5 separate regions of the Homo sapiens genome follow, and regions 1, 2, 3 and 4 are each linked to region 5. A link is a contact called in ENCODE Hi-C or POLR2A ChIA-PET data. All regions are on one chromosome and are shown on one strand. Each heading gives the region's core, a stretch centred on a gene start or an enhancer-like site at or near the end of the contact. The rest is flanking DNA. Distances are from core to core; before and after follow the strand shown. Region 1 holds the start of CD82 (CD82 molecule). Region 2 holds the start of LINC02716 (long intergenic non-protein coding RNA 2716). Region 3 holds the start of LINC02690 (long intergenic non-protein coding RNA 2690). Region 4 holds the start of PEX16 (peroxisomal biogenesis factor 16). Region 5 holds the start of PRDM11 (PR/SET domain 11).

Evidence for each region. Hi-C counts contacts between places; a loop is a spot of excess contacts on that map. ChIA-PET counts read pairs that join two places held with the same protein, here RNA polymerase II (POLR2A). Pooled maps may share reads with other maps.
Region 1: a map of CD8-positive, alpha-beta T cell shows a loop between it and region 5 (16-fold over the local background). The contact joins the promoter of CD82 here to the promoter of PRDM11 in region 5. A Hi-C loop is called at or near these places in 8 of 168 maps with a recorded cell type or tissue (B cell, CD4-positive, alpha-beta T cell, CD4-positive, alpha-beta memory T cell and 3 more), 6 of 37 single-sample maps with no recorded cell type and 26 of 50 pooled maps.
Region 2: a loop to region 5 is called in a map of CD8-positive, alpha-beta T cell, with 5 times the contacts of the local background. The contact joins the promoter of LINC02716 here to the promoter of PRDM11 in region 5. A Hi-C loop is called at or near these places in 1 of 168 maps with a recorded cell type or tissue (CD8-positive, alpha-beta T cell) and 9 of 50 pooled maps. POLR2A ChIA-PET finds 5 or more read pairs at or near these places in 1 of 52 experiments (activated T-cell).
Region 3: a loop to region 5 is called in a map of ascending aorta, with 2.7 times the contacts of the local background. The contact joins the promoter of LINC02690 here to the promoter of PRDM11 in region 5. A Hi-C loop is called at or near these places in 1 of 168 maps with a recorded cell type or tissue (ascending aorta). POLR2A ChIA-PET finds 5 or more read pairs at or near these places in 1 of 52 experiments (A673).
Region 4: a loop to region 5 is called in a map of CD8-positive, alpha-beta T cell, with 21 times the contacts of the local background. The contact joins the promoter of PEX16 here to the promoter of PRDM11 in region 5. A Hi-C loop is called at or near these places in 2 of 168 maps with a recorded cell type or tissue (CD4-positive, alpha-beta T cell and CD8-positive, alpha-beta T cell), 1 of 37 single-sample maps with no recorded cell type and 9 of 50 pooled maps.

What each region holds. Positions count from the first base shown.
Region 1 is chr11:44,564,362-44,567,061 of GRCh38, reverse strand. It overlaps CD82 (CD82 molecule), which reads right to left and starts at 1,399. Exons shown (of 10, transcript NM_002231.4): 1 at 1,326-1,399. RefSeq lists enhancers at 311-380, 886-1,386 and a silencer at 1,301-1,900.
Region 2 is chr11:45,770,012-45,772,711 of GRCh38, reverse strand. It overlaps LINC02716 (long intergenic non-protein coding RNA 2716), which reads right to left and starts at 1,280. Exons shown (of 2, transcript NR_027134.1): 1 at 998-1,280; 2 at 354-719. RefSeq lists an enhancer at 1,087-1,588.
Region 3 is chr11:45,750,187-45,752,886 of GRCh38, reverse strand. LINC02690 (long intergenic non-protein coding RNA 2690) reads left to right here and starts at 1,279. Exons shown (of 2, transcript NR_183774.1): 1 at 1,279-1,376; 2 at 1,679-2,067.
Region 4 is chr11:45,916,578-45,919,277 of GRCh38, reverse strand. It overlaps PEX16 (peroxisomal biogenesis factor 16), which reads left to right and starts at 1,401. Exons shown (of 11, transcript NM_004813.4): 1 at 1,401-1,578; 2 at 1,785-1,820. The coding sequence starts at 1,467. RefSeq lists enhancers at 1,577-1,646, 1,593-2,345.
Region 5 is chr11:45,145,381-45,148,080 of GRCh38, reverse strand. PRDM11 (PR/SET domain 11) reads right to left here and starts at 1,442. Exons shown (of 8, transcript NM_001384648.1): 1 at 1,204-1,442. It overlaps LOC105376652 (a long non-coding RNA gene), which reads left to right and starts at 1,298. Exons shown (of 6, transcript XR_931241.3): 1 at 1,298-2,700. RefSeq lists silencers at 692-881, 962-1,041.

The DNA.
Region 1 (2,700 bases), core at 150-2,649, 580 kb after region 5:
TGTCAGCAACTCAGGCCTGGCTAGTTCACCTCTGTATCCTCTAGCTCTCTCTAGCATATAGTAGGTGCTCAGTAAACATTTTTAGACTTATTTAACTCAACACTTACCAACCTCAAGCAACATTACAGAAAACTCAGCCACTCTTTGTTCCAGATGACACAGTCCTCATCCCTCAAATAGAGTGATGTTGGTGGCAGGTGGCAATTTCTGGCTTTCACAAGGTCAGGAGGGGCTGTAGCCAACCCCATCTCTCCAAGAAAAAAAAAAGGCTCATTCCCCATAGGAAGCAAGCCCATCACCTGCCCACCCGCATCAAAGCAGCTGTCACAGAGGGAGGTCTCACTGGTTTCCTGGCACCTTGCTAAGTAGTGTATACACATTATTCTATTTAGTGCTTGCTCCTGCTATTGGATATTGTCATTATCCCCATTTTACAGGTGAGGAAACTGAAGTTTGGAGGGGGAATGGAATCCAAATCAGTTTGATCCCAAAGCCCAAGCCTTGACCACAGAACTATGCTGCCCCGCTACTGGGGCCCAGCACAGAGCACCCACCACCTCCAGGAACAGAACCCGTCAGCCAAGAAATTAACCCCGGGTATGCTTCAAGGGCCCCTGGGGCCCTGGGCTTGACCCTGGGCCCAAGGATTGGTGGGGTTTTCCCTTCTCTTCCCCACTCACCAGTGTAAGAACTGTTCCCCAGTTTCCAACCTCCTGCTCAGGCCAGCTCACCTGGAAAAGCCCCACTGAGTTTCCAACTTGAAGTCTTAGGGGGTCCGGCTCAGTTGAACTGTTAGAATTGGTGGGAAGCAGGTGAGGCGGGAAATGGAACCTCCCTGCTTTGGCCTCCTCTTCCCCAGGGTTGGTGGGTTCGAGCCCCAACCGAGGAAACAGTGCACTCTTTAAAGCAATTCGCTTCTCTCAGTCCCATTTTGCAGGGAGAGAAACTGCAGAGGGCAACGCGATGGGAACACCTGTGGCGACCTGCAGCCTGCTCTCACCTGCCAGCTCTCACCTTCCGGCGTTTTAAGTGAGAAAGGGCAACGGGAGCGTGGAATTCACCTGGTTCACTTCCTCCTGCTGGAACCCGGGAGGTCCAGAGCCAGGTAGAGGGACGGACCCAGGATCACGCAGCTGTGCACGGCCGAGTGTGAGAACTGGGGGTTCAGGACTGGTGGCTAAAGCTCCTTTTCACCCACCAGCTGCCCCGACCTGTCACTAGTTCCGAGGAAAGTTGTCCGAGCCGGACCGCAGAAGCGGGGGCTAAAACTAACTTTGCCTATGGTTGTCCGGCAGGCTACCCCGGCCCGCTGCCCCCTTGCTCACCTGCGGGTTCTGCTTTCTGCTCCGCGCTGCAGGCCCAGCGTCACCCGCTCGTGCCTCAGTCGGCGTCGGACTGCACAGCCCGGGGCTCAGTCACTCCTCGGCCCCCTCCCGGCTGCAGCCGGGGAACGCCGCGGACTCGGCAGGCCCCGCCCCCAGAAGACACGCCCCCTCCGCCGGCCCCGCCCCCGAGCCCTTTGGGAAGGCGGTGCGCTCCCGCCGGCCAGGCCCCGCCCACTATGGCCGTACCCCAACCAGCCTCGCCCCCGGGCCCAGCTGGAGCTGAGGCCCCGCCCCGCTACGGAGTCTCTCCTCTATCCCGGCAGCCCCGCCCCCAGGTTACACTGGGGATTAAGCCCGCCCCGCTCCAGCCCTGTCCACTCACGGCGCTGCCTAACGGTCCCGCCCAGCTCCCGCCTACCTCGTCCTCCCGGTCTCCTCCCGGGCCCTCCCAGCGCCCCCGCCTCCTTCACTTTCTCCTTCGAGCCCACCCCATCCCCCGGCCCTAGTAGGGTGAGGCCACGCCCCTCCCCGCACCAGCCTGGGCTCAGCGCCTTCCTAATCCTGCCCTGCCCTGCCCCTCTCATCTCGGGCGGGTAGCCCTGGGGCCCCCACGCTGGCATTCCAGGGCGGGTGTATCCGGGTGCCGCCGGGGAACGGCGTGGGAGCGGTTTGTGTCCTAAGTCGGGGCCTCTATCAGGAGGCGGCCTGGGCCCAGGAACTTTTTGAAAATACTGACTACCATTGATTGAATCCTTGCCAGGGGCCAGGCTCTATGCCAAGCGCTGAATACAGTTCTAGCCCTTGAATTCCCACAACTCATGGGTACTCTCGTTGCGCCTATTTTACTAATGCGCAGTTTAAGGCTCAGAGAAGGGAAGTCGAGGGCTCTGAATCTCATGGAGGCGGGCGTGAGCGGGATCCAGCCTCAGGTCCTGAGTCACAGGCTTGAGCTGCCCCAGCTTGCCTGGACTGGCCCCTGGGGAAGTAGCCCAGAACAACCAGTGCTGGGGCAGTGCCCAGCAGCTGCCTGAGGTGAGGGAGGAGGTGTGGGTTGATGAGAATAGTGGCAGGAGGGGCTGTGGGCCTAAGCCCTCAAAGCTGGCTTTCTCCCTGAAGAAAAAGTGGCCCAAAATTGAGGTGGGCTGCAAGAGCTCTCTAGGTGGCTGCGGTGCCCACCCTGCGTCCCAGCCCTCTGCCCTCCCAGGCTCCAGAGGACTAGCCTCAGGCAGATTACCTGGTTAATGACCAGGGGCATTCACCTGTGCAGCTGACAAAGCTCTTTCACTTCCATTATCACAATGTCCTCTCACAACACACCGTTGTGGGAGGGTATGATTATGAGCGCTTTGTACGAGTGGAGTAAGGGCGGGAGCTG
Region 2 (2,700 bases), core at 31-2,530, 620 kb before region 5:
ACAATTGGAGTAATGTATGCAACCTATCCTTTCTACTTTGCATTCATTTCTCTGGCAAAATTAGTCAGAAATTATGCACGCTTTGAATTATGCAAGTTTTTCAGGACCACATGCTTTGCATAAAACTCTACTGCCCTGAGGTTCTCAGTGGGTGGAAGAATGAGTGACCATATTCTAGGGTTATCTTAGGCCAGGCCGTTGTACCCTCCTGTCCTAGGTGGGGATGAAGTGACCTCATGTGTAAAATGGGACCGTTGGACTGGCTTGTCTTTCTTTCCTTATTAGACTATGTCGAGACAGGCACCATTATATTTCTGCCCCAAAGGTGTCTTTTTCTGGACGGATCCCACAGCTGATACCAAACTTGTCTTTATTAACTGTGAGGCTGGCCATTCAAACACCAGGTGCCAGAGAGGGTCCCTCACTCATCGGAATCCGGGTGGGATGAATCCTCGGAGGCAAGGTCCCTCCACCTTCACCCTAGAGTCACACAGAGACTTGCCCTGGCGGCTGGTGACAGGTGGGCGGGAGAAGAAAAGGCCCCTGGGGAGCAGGAGAAAGCCAGGTGCCATGGGGACCCAGCGCCGCTGGAGGGCAGCACCAGCACACAGCTGAGGCCGCCTCTCCCGGAGCCCGGAGGGAGCTGGGTTCCGGTCGCCAGCGGTGCCCGGGTGAGCAGTTCACCCTCACGTCCCTGCTCTGACGAAGTTTCCATTCTTCTGGAGAAGACAAAATAAACGTGAACAAATGAACAAGTGTGCATTGTCAGGCAGCAAGTGTTGGTACAAACAAGATAGTGGTGGGGGTGGGGACACCGTTAAATAGGGGCCAGGGAGGCCTAACCCGGGAGGGGATAGCTGAGATGCCACTTGAGTGGAGAAAACAGTCCGAGATCTGAAGGTGTTCATGGAGAGGGGAAGGGGCCCCTAGAGGAGTCGGGAAAGCCTGGGTCAGGGAAGACGAGAAAACTGAGGAACAGAGAAGCCAGGTAACTTACCCAGGGTCATAGAGCCGGTGAGCTGGGGACAGCGCCTGTCAACGCCCCAGAGCCTTCCACGGCACTGGTTTCTCCGACCTTCCTCTCTAAACAGGACCGTGACAGTGACAGTTTCTGCCCCACTCCCCATTTCTGACCGCAGTCCCCATAAGGAAACAGGGCAGGGATCACTGGCTGTGAGCCCAGCAAGTCCCCTCCCGTGGCTTTCTCAGTTATTAAATGGAAGGGTGGGTCCCCCCATAACTCCGAAGCTCCCCTCTCTAAGCGTCCGCGGGCCGGGAACGCCTGAATTCTGGCTCCCGAGCACCTTCTTGTGGACAGTTTTGGAATCACACGCTCAGCGAGAAAGGGTCGTGGGAAAATGGTCTGTGCTAATTTCGGAGAGGCCAGTGGATTGGAAGGTTATCACTGAGGGTGGGTGCACGTGTGTGTGTGTGTGCGCGCACGTGCATGCGTGCATGCATCTGTGTGCCTGTGTGTGTTGGTCTGTGTGTGAATGTACCTCTGTGCGTATCTGTGTGTATGGTTGTGTGTGAGCACATACTGCCCGAGCCTGTGTGTGTGTGAGTGTGTGTGTGCACTAATGTTTGTTTATATGGGCACAGGCACACACATGTCCATGTCCATGTGTGTGTACCTGCATCTGTATTTTTTCGTCTGGTGTATGGGCTTGTTTTTGTGTGCCTGCATGCATGTGCCCATGTGCGTGTGTGTTTTGGGAACTGGGACACAGAGGATGATATGAGAAGTCCCCAGTCTTTCTCACAAAGGCCTAACCACTCTCCCTGAAGCCAGCTTTCTCCCCTACTTGCTTCTGTCTGCACCATCACCTGAGTTCTCCCACCTGAACTTTTCACCGACATTTTTGATGATTTTTCTGTTTTGTGTCCGTTGAGGCTCATTTGAATGTTACAGATCATAGCTCAAGAAATGATTCTCAGGCCGGGCATGGTGGCTCATGCCTGTAATCCCAGCACTTTGGGAGGCTGAGGCAGGTGGATCGTCTGAGGTCAAGAGTTCAAGACCAGCCTGGCTAACATGGTGAAACCCCGTTTCTACTAATAATAACAAATTAGCCAGGTGTGGTGGCGTGTGCCTGTAATCCCAGCTACTCGGGGGGCTGAGGCAGGAGAATCACTGGAACCGGTGAGGCAGAGGTTGCAGTGAGCTGAGATCCCTGGGTGACACAGCGAGACTCCGTCTAAAAAAAAAGAAAGAAAGAAGTGATTCTCCTCTAGTCTACTCACCCAAATCATGAGTTTCACTTCTCAGGTGGGCTGATCACCCACTGTCCTGTTGAGACCTGGGGACTTGTACAAAGTCGTACCCTGGAGGGTTGAGCAGAAAACCAGGCACATAGTAACTAAGACAATGGCGCGTTAGCAAAGCACTCCACACATCCCGTTCACATGTGTGTCTTACTTGACTCACAAACTGATCTTTCATCCTTTTTTTTTTCCTTTTTTGTGGTGAACAGGGTCTTGCTATATTGCCCAGGCAGGTCTCAAACTACCGGCTGATCTTTCAAGCCTAGGCAAGGTGAGGCTAATTATTCCCATTTTACAGATGAAGACACTGAGGCTCAGAGAGGGAAATAATGAAAATAGTACTGCAGGAACCATCTAACCAATATGCAAACTCTCTCATCCAGTTTTCATAACATCATCAATTCCCTTCTTTAAAAGACAAGGAGATGGAGGCTT
Region 3 (2,700 bases), core at 30-2,529, 600 kb before region 5:
TAGCCCTGGCAACATAGCGATAATCCGTCTCTACAAAAAATACAAAAACACTTTGGGAGGCCCAGGCGGGTGGATCACCTGAGGTTGGGAGTTCAAGACCAGCCTGGCCAACATGGCGATACCCTGTCTCTACTAAAAAATACAAAAATTAGCCAGGCGTGGTGGCGGGTACCTGTAATCCCAGCTACTCAGGAGGCTGAGGCACAAGAATTGCTTGAACCCGAAAGGCGGGGGTTGCAGTGAGCCGAGATAGTGCCACTGCACCCCAGCTTGGATGACAGAGTAATACTTCATTTCAAAAAAAGGAAAAAAAAACCCCCAAAAACAAAAAAACTAAACAAATACAAAAAATTAACTGGGCAGGTGGCACACACCTATAGTCCCAGCTACTCAGGAGGCTGAACTCAGGAGGCTGAGGGGAGGATTACTTGAGCCTGGAAGGTCAAGGCTGCAGTGAGCCGTGATGTGCCACTGCACTCCAGTTTGGGTGACAAAGCAAGAGCCCGTCTCTCTTGGGGGCGGGAGGGAAGCGCACTCTTGTAACATCTCCAAATGGTTGAGAAGTAAAGTGAAACGCCCCCCTTCTCTAACCCTATTGGTCAGTCCTGCGACTCCTGGGTAATGGCTGCTAATGGTTCCTTATGTGTTCTTCCGCCCGTACGCCTTTGCATTTTCAACGTGTATGCATGTACCAAAATTGATGTAACTGGCCTCCATTACGGGACATTTAGGTTGTTTTCCATTATCTACTGCTGTAAATAATGCTGCAAAGATCACCTTCAGATTCAAATATTTCTGCAGGCAGCGTCTTAGAAATGGGATTGCTGGGTCACAGAGAACATCCACTTAAAATTTTTAATGAACACTGCCAAACCGTCGTCAGGGAAGACTTCCAGCAAGTCTCGTACTGATGTGGAAATATCTGTTCTCCTCCTTTGAAAGTGGGTCTGGATCTTAATTTGTCGCTGTGGCCCTGGCATGTAGTAGGCTCAGTAAATGCTTGCTGAGTGACCCTACGGGTTATCAAGCCCTGGCTCTCTATTTTCTCAGAAAAAAAGCAGCCCTTCTGCCCCTAAAAAAAGTCTACAAAGTCAATCGTGAGACCAGACCTTGACCTGTTCCGTTTGGCGCTCTGGATTGCGGAGCATACCGAGGAGTCCTGGGTACTTTCTTTGTTAAGTGGGGTGTGTGTGGTTTTTGTTTTCAAAGCTGGCCTGGAGGCTCTGGGTTGCCATGGCAACTGATGAGCAGGGCCGCCTTTTCCCTTCCCTCCATCTTGGGAGCCCTGGTTGCCATAACAACTGATTGGTCCTCTCCTCTTCCTCCACCTCTGCCACAGGGCTCCAGCTTCCCTCTGGGGGCACCACTGTTCTTAGGTCTGGGGCAACCCTGATTTCACTTGACCCATGTACCTTGGGACCCTCTTGAGAGGAGATGTGAGCGAGGCCATTACTGGGGAGGGTGACGGCAGAAAACAGCATGGCCACTGGGAAGGGGAGAGGGCTCAGGTGGAGGAAGAGTGAGGTTCCCTGCTCCGACCTAGCTTGGGAGAATCAGTGTTGCCTGGGGACCAGAGGGGGAAGCAAGTTCCTCTGAGGTTCAGGGGTGGTTTTGGGGATCAGTGAGTTACAGGGACTGTGAGGTCTCAAGCATTCTTCCTCAACATTTCCTGTTGTAGATGGCAGAGCAGATGCAACGGCACCCCTGAGCTGCCCTCAGGGGGTCCTCAGCCTTGGAGGAGGCAGGAGACCTGGGCTATGGAGCCACTCACAGGCCCTACTGAGAACAACTTGGTGTCCATCACAGTCCTCTTCAGAATGCCCAGAATATGGGGATAAGAAGGTGAAACCGGCATGTTTATTAACACAATGGAATATTCTGTGGCCAAATCAAAGGAAGACGTTGAGGATTCTGGTGACACCTGGAAACGTACTGCTAAGGGAAAAAAGCAGGACCACAATGTTATGTGGATATTGACTGCGACTATATATAATGCCAGCGTGGACTTCTCAGAGATGGAATTTGGAGGAATGTAATACAGATGCAAATAGAGTTTTCCCCACATTGCCTTCTCCCGCGGTGTTTCTTCATCTCTGTCAACAGCCTTGCCACCTACTCTGTTGCCCAAACCAGAAACTTGATTCAAACTACACTTCTCCCTCTGCCCTCATGCCCCGTTCCTGTTAGTCACAAGTCCTGCTGGTTCCAGCTCTGAGACAGCTTTCAGAGTACTCCTCCTCCTGTTCCCACATTCACATCCCTAGGGGACTCTCTCCTCCCAGCGTGTCTGTTCCCCCGCATGCCCCCCACGCTCTGCTCCCCTGGCACCTCTGCCATGCTGCTGCCCCAGGGCAGATGTGGCCAAGGGGCTCCTCTCCTCCCACTCCTCGTTTGCTCCAGGATCAAGGACACACTTCTTGGCCCATTGAAGGCCCTTCCGGATCCACTTCCTTAGCCTAGGCTCTAGCTTCTCCCTGCTTGCAGCCATGCAGCAGGAGGCTCTCTTTATTCCTCTTTGCCTGTGAAGATAGCTGCCTCTGGCAGGAATACCCTTTGCTGCCTCATCTGCCTGGTCAACTCCTATCCCCCATTTCAGATTTTGCCCAAGACTTTCTAAGACAGTAGAAGAAAGGTTTCCACTCCTTTCCCCTCCTGAAAACTGTACAGAAACCACAGGAGAACAGGAATAGAAGCCTGAAC
Region 4 (2,700 bases), core at 152-2,651, 770 kb before region 5:
GCCCCTGGTCACCTTTCCCTGGGTCTTCGTTCTTTGATGTGAGAAGAGGGCAGCTTTAATCCCCCACCTGATAGAGAAGAAAACTAAGCTGTGGAGTAGGGTGGAGTGAGGGAGTGGAAGGAAGGTTGTGGTTTCCTGGTGAGGTGTGATGCTTAGACCTGGTCTCTAAAAATAAAATTAAAGTTAAAAAAAATGAATTAAAAAAAACCGCCTAGTCTCTGAGGTCAGAAAAGACCAACACTCAAATTTTGGCTGGGCGTTCTTAAAAGGATGCTTTCTTCATCTGGAGATATCTGGTGGAGAGGATTAGGTAAAATAATGTATTACTATTCTCAGGGTACCATAAATCCGCTGGCCCGCTCCCTCAGGCCACTGGCCCACGGCTCCACCCATGTCACGCCCCTTTCCCCGCAGCCAATCAGCGCTACCTCCCCAGAGCGCCCGTTCCCTCCACCACTCGCCGCAGATCTCCCGGTGCCACCCGTTCCAGGGAGGCTGCTTGGTTTGGGAAGATACTCCCCAGGGGTCTCCCCTTCCCTTGGGGGCGCAGCTGAGGACTGCGAGGTGCGTCCGAGGGCCAGAAAGCTGAGATCGATTCTGAGTTCAAGGATCAAGTCTGCCCTCAAACCATTTTACAGATCGGGAAATCCGAGACCCAGAGAAGGGATACTCCCGCCCAAGGGCCACCGAGCCGAGAGAAGCCCGGGCCAGGGCTTTCTTCGCGTATGTGGGAATGCAGGCGCGAGCCCTTTGGGGGGCACAGTCCATACGGGAGCTGAGGCCGAAGCCGGAGCACTAACTGTGCTGTCTAGGGGATCGAGACGGCACTAGAGGGCTGGACTCCTTACTGCCTCAGTTTCCCCAGCACTACCTTTGTTGAGGAAACGGAGATGGGGATACTGGCCGAACGCGCGCCTGCTGAGACACAGTGCAACTGTATTTAGACGCCCCGCACCTCCCCAAATCTGATCGAGGCTCCTTTTTTCAAGCACCCGCTATCTCTCAGCCCTTTAAAATCCGGCCCTGCCGTTCGAGTCTCTCGGCGTTCCATTGGAAAGACTCGGGGCTCCAGCTCCCTTCTCTAGAATGAACTGCTCTGACTGCCGCCCGGCTTTACCGGAGCTTTAACTGCGCAGGCGCAAGGGCAGCCAACCCGGTAAACGGAAGAGCTGGGTGCTGACGGCGCTGGGCGGGTCAGGGGCGGAGAGCGTGCTAACCAATGACTTGAGGGAGTAGGGGGCCGGGTTTGGGCCCTCAGTTGCTAAGGGCTACCCGAGTGGGAAGCGGTTCAAGAGATGGGGTGAAGGGTGGTTCACCGGTTCTTCAAGTCCTCAGCCTTCTGGCCCGCGGAAGTTAAGCAACCAAGAGGCGGGCCTAAGACCGGAAGCAGGAAGGAGGGCGCAGGAAGCAGGGCGCCGCAGCCTGTCGTACGGTCCTTCTGTGGGTCTGTCGGTGCCGAGGGCAGGATGGAGAAGCTGCGGCTCCTGGGCCTCCGCTACCAGGAGTACGTGACTCGTCACCCGGCCGCCACGGCCCAGCTGGAGACAGCAGTGCGGGGCTTCAGTTACCTGCTGGCAGGTGCCACCCTGACCTTTGATCAGTTCCTTCTGGGCCCTGACCTATGACCCCAGTGGCCCCCTTCCCTGCGGAGTCAGGGTAGTGATCGCTGTGCTTGAGAAGACCCGTCCAGGTTCCCAAAGGGCGTAGGGAGGGGATTTCCGGGACCCGAAGACGAAATGTGAGGCAGATGCTCACTCACACCTCCTTCTGTACCCTCTCCCCAGGTCGATTCGCCGATTCGCACGAGCTGTCAGAGCTGGGTGAGCCGGGCTCTGGGGGTGGGGGATGGGGGATCGGCTGCCTGGCCCCTGGTGAGTTCCCCAGAGAGGGTGAGCACCCCAGCCCGAGGACCTGGGCTGCCCGTTAGACACCTTGTGCTATGACTGAATCGGCACAAGGTCTGTTGTTCATTGTCCTGGGCCCTCCATGTCCCTAAGTCAAGAGACACGTCTGGGGACCTTATCTGAGTATTCACTACTGGCCAGGCGCTGGACTAAGTGCCTTTCTTACCTTTACTTGTTAATCCTCCCTACAGTCATATTAAGTGGTACTTATTGTCATCACTGTCCATTTAAGGAAGAAGCTCAGTGAGGTTAGAGAACAGTCACTGATGGTCCCAGAACCAAGATTCAAGTCTAGATCTCCCAGATTCCAGGATTCCCAGATTGTAACTACCTCAAGAGTGTTTGCCCAGTGACTGCTGTCACAGTCCTGAAAGAATGCACTGGGTTTTGAAAAGCAGAGGTGAGGCCAGGTGCAGTGGCTCACACTTGTAATCCCAGCACTTTGGGAGGCAGAGGCAGGTGGATCACGTGAGGTCAGGAGTTCGAGACCAGCCTGGCCAACATGGTGAAACCCCATCTCTACTAAAAATACAAAAATTAGCTGGGCATGGTAGCAGGTGCCTGTAGTCCCAGCTACTTGAGAGGCTGAGGCAGGAGAATTGCTTGAACCTGGGAGGCAGAGGTTGCAGTGAGCCGAGATTGTGCCATTGCACTCCAGCCTGGGCAACAAGAGTGAAACTCCGACTCAGAAAAAAGAAAAGTGGAGGTGGAATAGACCCTCAGGAACAGGCTGCCAAGAGAGAAAGGGCCAGGAGGTGGGACCGTGTATCTGTGGCAGTTCAGAGAGCGATGGGCA
Region 5 (2,700 bases), core at 193-2,692:
ACCCTACACCTCCAACAATGACCCTAGGAAAGCCCGAACCTTCCTCCCTCCCAAGAGGAAATGTGGGCAAGGACCAGCTTGGTTGCTACAGGCATCATGCTCCACAGAAAATTCTTCTGTCCCCAAACCCCCAAAGTTTATAGGGTTTCCAGGTACCAAGAGCAATCTCTCATCATTGCCTCCTGGCCCCACGCACAAAGGGCTGGGTGTGTTTCCTTACAGCCACTCTAAATTATACAGCACAGCCTTTCTCCACACGAAGCAAACGTCTAGGAAAGAGGAGACGTTTCACATTTTTCTCCCCTAAATCCCAGCCCAGCCTGGGGGGTTCTAAGCCCCCATCTCCCAACTGGGCTCTAGACACACACCAGCAATTTTTCACCAGCATCGCCCAAGACATTGGTATTCTCTTTGCAGCGACTCGCCTAGAGCACGCTGGCCTTGACCGGAGAGAGGTCATTGGCCGCTAAGTTTCTGCAGTTTCTGCATAGGAGAGTACCTTGGGGACTGCGAGTGGGGGGTGGAGGCTACGCTCCGGAGAGGTTTCCCGAAGAGTCTACACCGCAACTGACACTTAAAACGCATTCCAGAAATGCCCTCCGGCTCGGCCACGCTTCGCGGGCAATCGCGAACCGCGATGGAGAAGGCTTCGTCGCATCCCAAAGGACGCCTCCCACCTTCATCCCCGAGCACCCCGCAGCAGCCCCCGGCGCGGGGCCGAGGGCGTCCGCGAGAACTAGGCCGGCGGCCGCGGCGAGCCCTCTGGCGTCGGCGTCCGCGCCCCGCCCCGTCCGTGTCACCGCGTTCTCATTCCGAGCGCTCGGCCCGGGCCGCCACTCCCATTGGTCGGCGGCCACGTCCGTCAGCGGGCGCGCCGCTTGCGGAGAGAAAAGGCTACATTGTAACAAGGCGAGGAGCGAGCGAGCTGGGAGGAAGGAGGCGGAGGGCGGCCCCCGGCTCCCGCGGCGGCGGCAGCTACCTGCCGAGGGTTCACCCACCTCGCGGCCACGGCGGGCCGCCCCCCACCCCGCGCCGGCGCCGTCCGGACCCCCGCCCCGCGCCCGCGCCGAGACCCCCGGCCGCCCCCGCCCCCAGCCGCCGCTCCCGGCCCCCGCACCGGCGGCCCCCGCGCTCGCTGGCAAACTGCCGAGCGCTCTCCGAAGCCATTTTCAATGGCCACATTGGCTACCGGGGCTGACTCACCTTCCCGGGAATGCTGCGGCAGCCGCGGGGCCCGGGCGGCGAGAGCGGCCCGGCGGGCGGCTCGGCGGAGGCGGCGCGGCCTCGGCTGGCGGCCCCCGCGGAGGGAGCGGCCGCGCTGCGGGCGCGCTGGTCCCCGGCGAGGCAAAGTTTCAGCGCCAGCCTCGGCGCGGCGGCGGCGGCGACTCGCTGCTGCTCTCCTCCCCTGCTTTGACCACCATCTTATTAGTACAGGAAATGACATGGAAAACGGAAGAAAGCGGCGTTTGGGGCAGACGCGGACCCCCCAATTCAGGGGCCGGAGCCGGGACTCACCAGCCGCGTCCCGACCCGGCCCCGGAGAAAACTCCCGGGGCCCCTTAGGCCCGCGCCCTGCCCGGAGGGGGGAACCCGGCTCTCCAAACCCAAAGGGAGAGGGAGCGTTTTATAATCCAGCCCGTGGAGAAATCGAGAAAAAAATAGATGAAAAAAAGAAAAGGTTAAGAGAGAACTTTCGAACTGGGATACTTTTTTGGGGTCAGAAGTAAAAGTTCTCAAATTTTAATAAAGTCATTGTGAGGGGGGCTCCCTGGCTCTCCCGGTCGCGTGGCTGTCCATTTGGAACCAAATAGTCGGGGGGAGTCGACGCGTTTGGATTTTTAACCCTTTCAGGGCTCCGCGGCTGGCCCCCTCCCGGTCCCATTTAACCCTTTGAATGCTCAGCAGTTTGGAGATACAAACTGAAGTTGCGAGACGCAGGCGTCCCGCGAAGGCTGAGGGTGAGGGGCTTGGGGTTCGTTAAAAATATTAACTCTTTATGTGGGGTTGCGGTTTTGTAGTCACGAATCGCACATGTTCTTCAAGTCAAAATATGTTACAGAGGGAGAGAGATTCTGAGAACTGGAGGGGCTGGTCCCTGGCTGGCTTGGAAAAGATGTTTAAGCGGCATTCACTTGCTCGATTCCTCAGTTTCTCCATCTGTGAAATGGGATTCGACATCACAGAGAGGGGGTGAAGAGGGAAAGACTGGGCCGGGGGTGGAATTGTCACAGAGTGCTTGAGTGCTTGACATGCTTTCCTGAGCGCCTGGAAAACTGACAGGTTGCGATGGGGCTGGAAGCCTTGGAGGAGGGCAAGGGACACTGCAGGGTGGCGTAACCAGGACAACCATTCCCCAATCAACCCCTTTCTCGTGGCGTCCTCTACAAGTCCTGTGGCCCAATGGCGACGTCTCTCCTACCAAGGGAGGATGCTCTGTGCAAGCTCCAAAATTGGGGCAGTAAACCCCAGTTGGTGATTCCCAGGAAGGCACCTGGGCGAGGCGCTGTCCAGTGCTTTCCCCAAACATCCACGAAGCCCTGCAAGAGTTGCCCAGACGGCCCCCAGAGGGTACTACCCCAGGGAAGCCTCCTCCCAAGGCGGAAGGAGTTCCGTGTCAACCTTGCTGCTGGCGATCCGCAGATGGGCGTTCATGGTCAGATGGGCGTTCATGGTCAGATGGGGGTGCTCATGGCTTTTGGA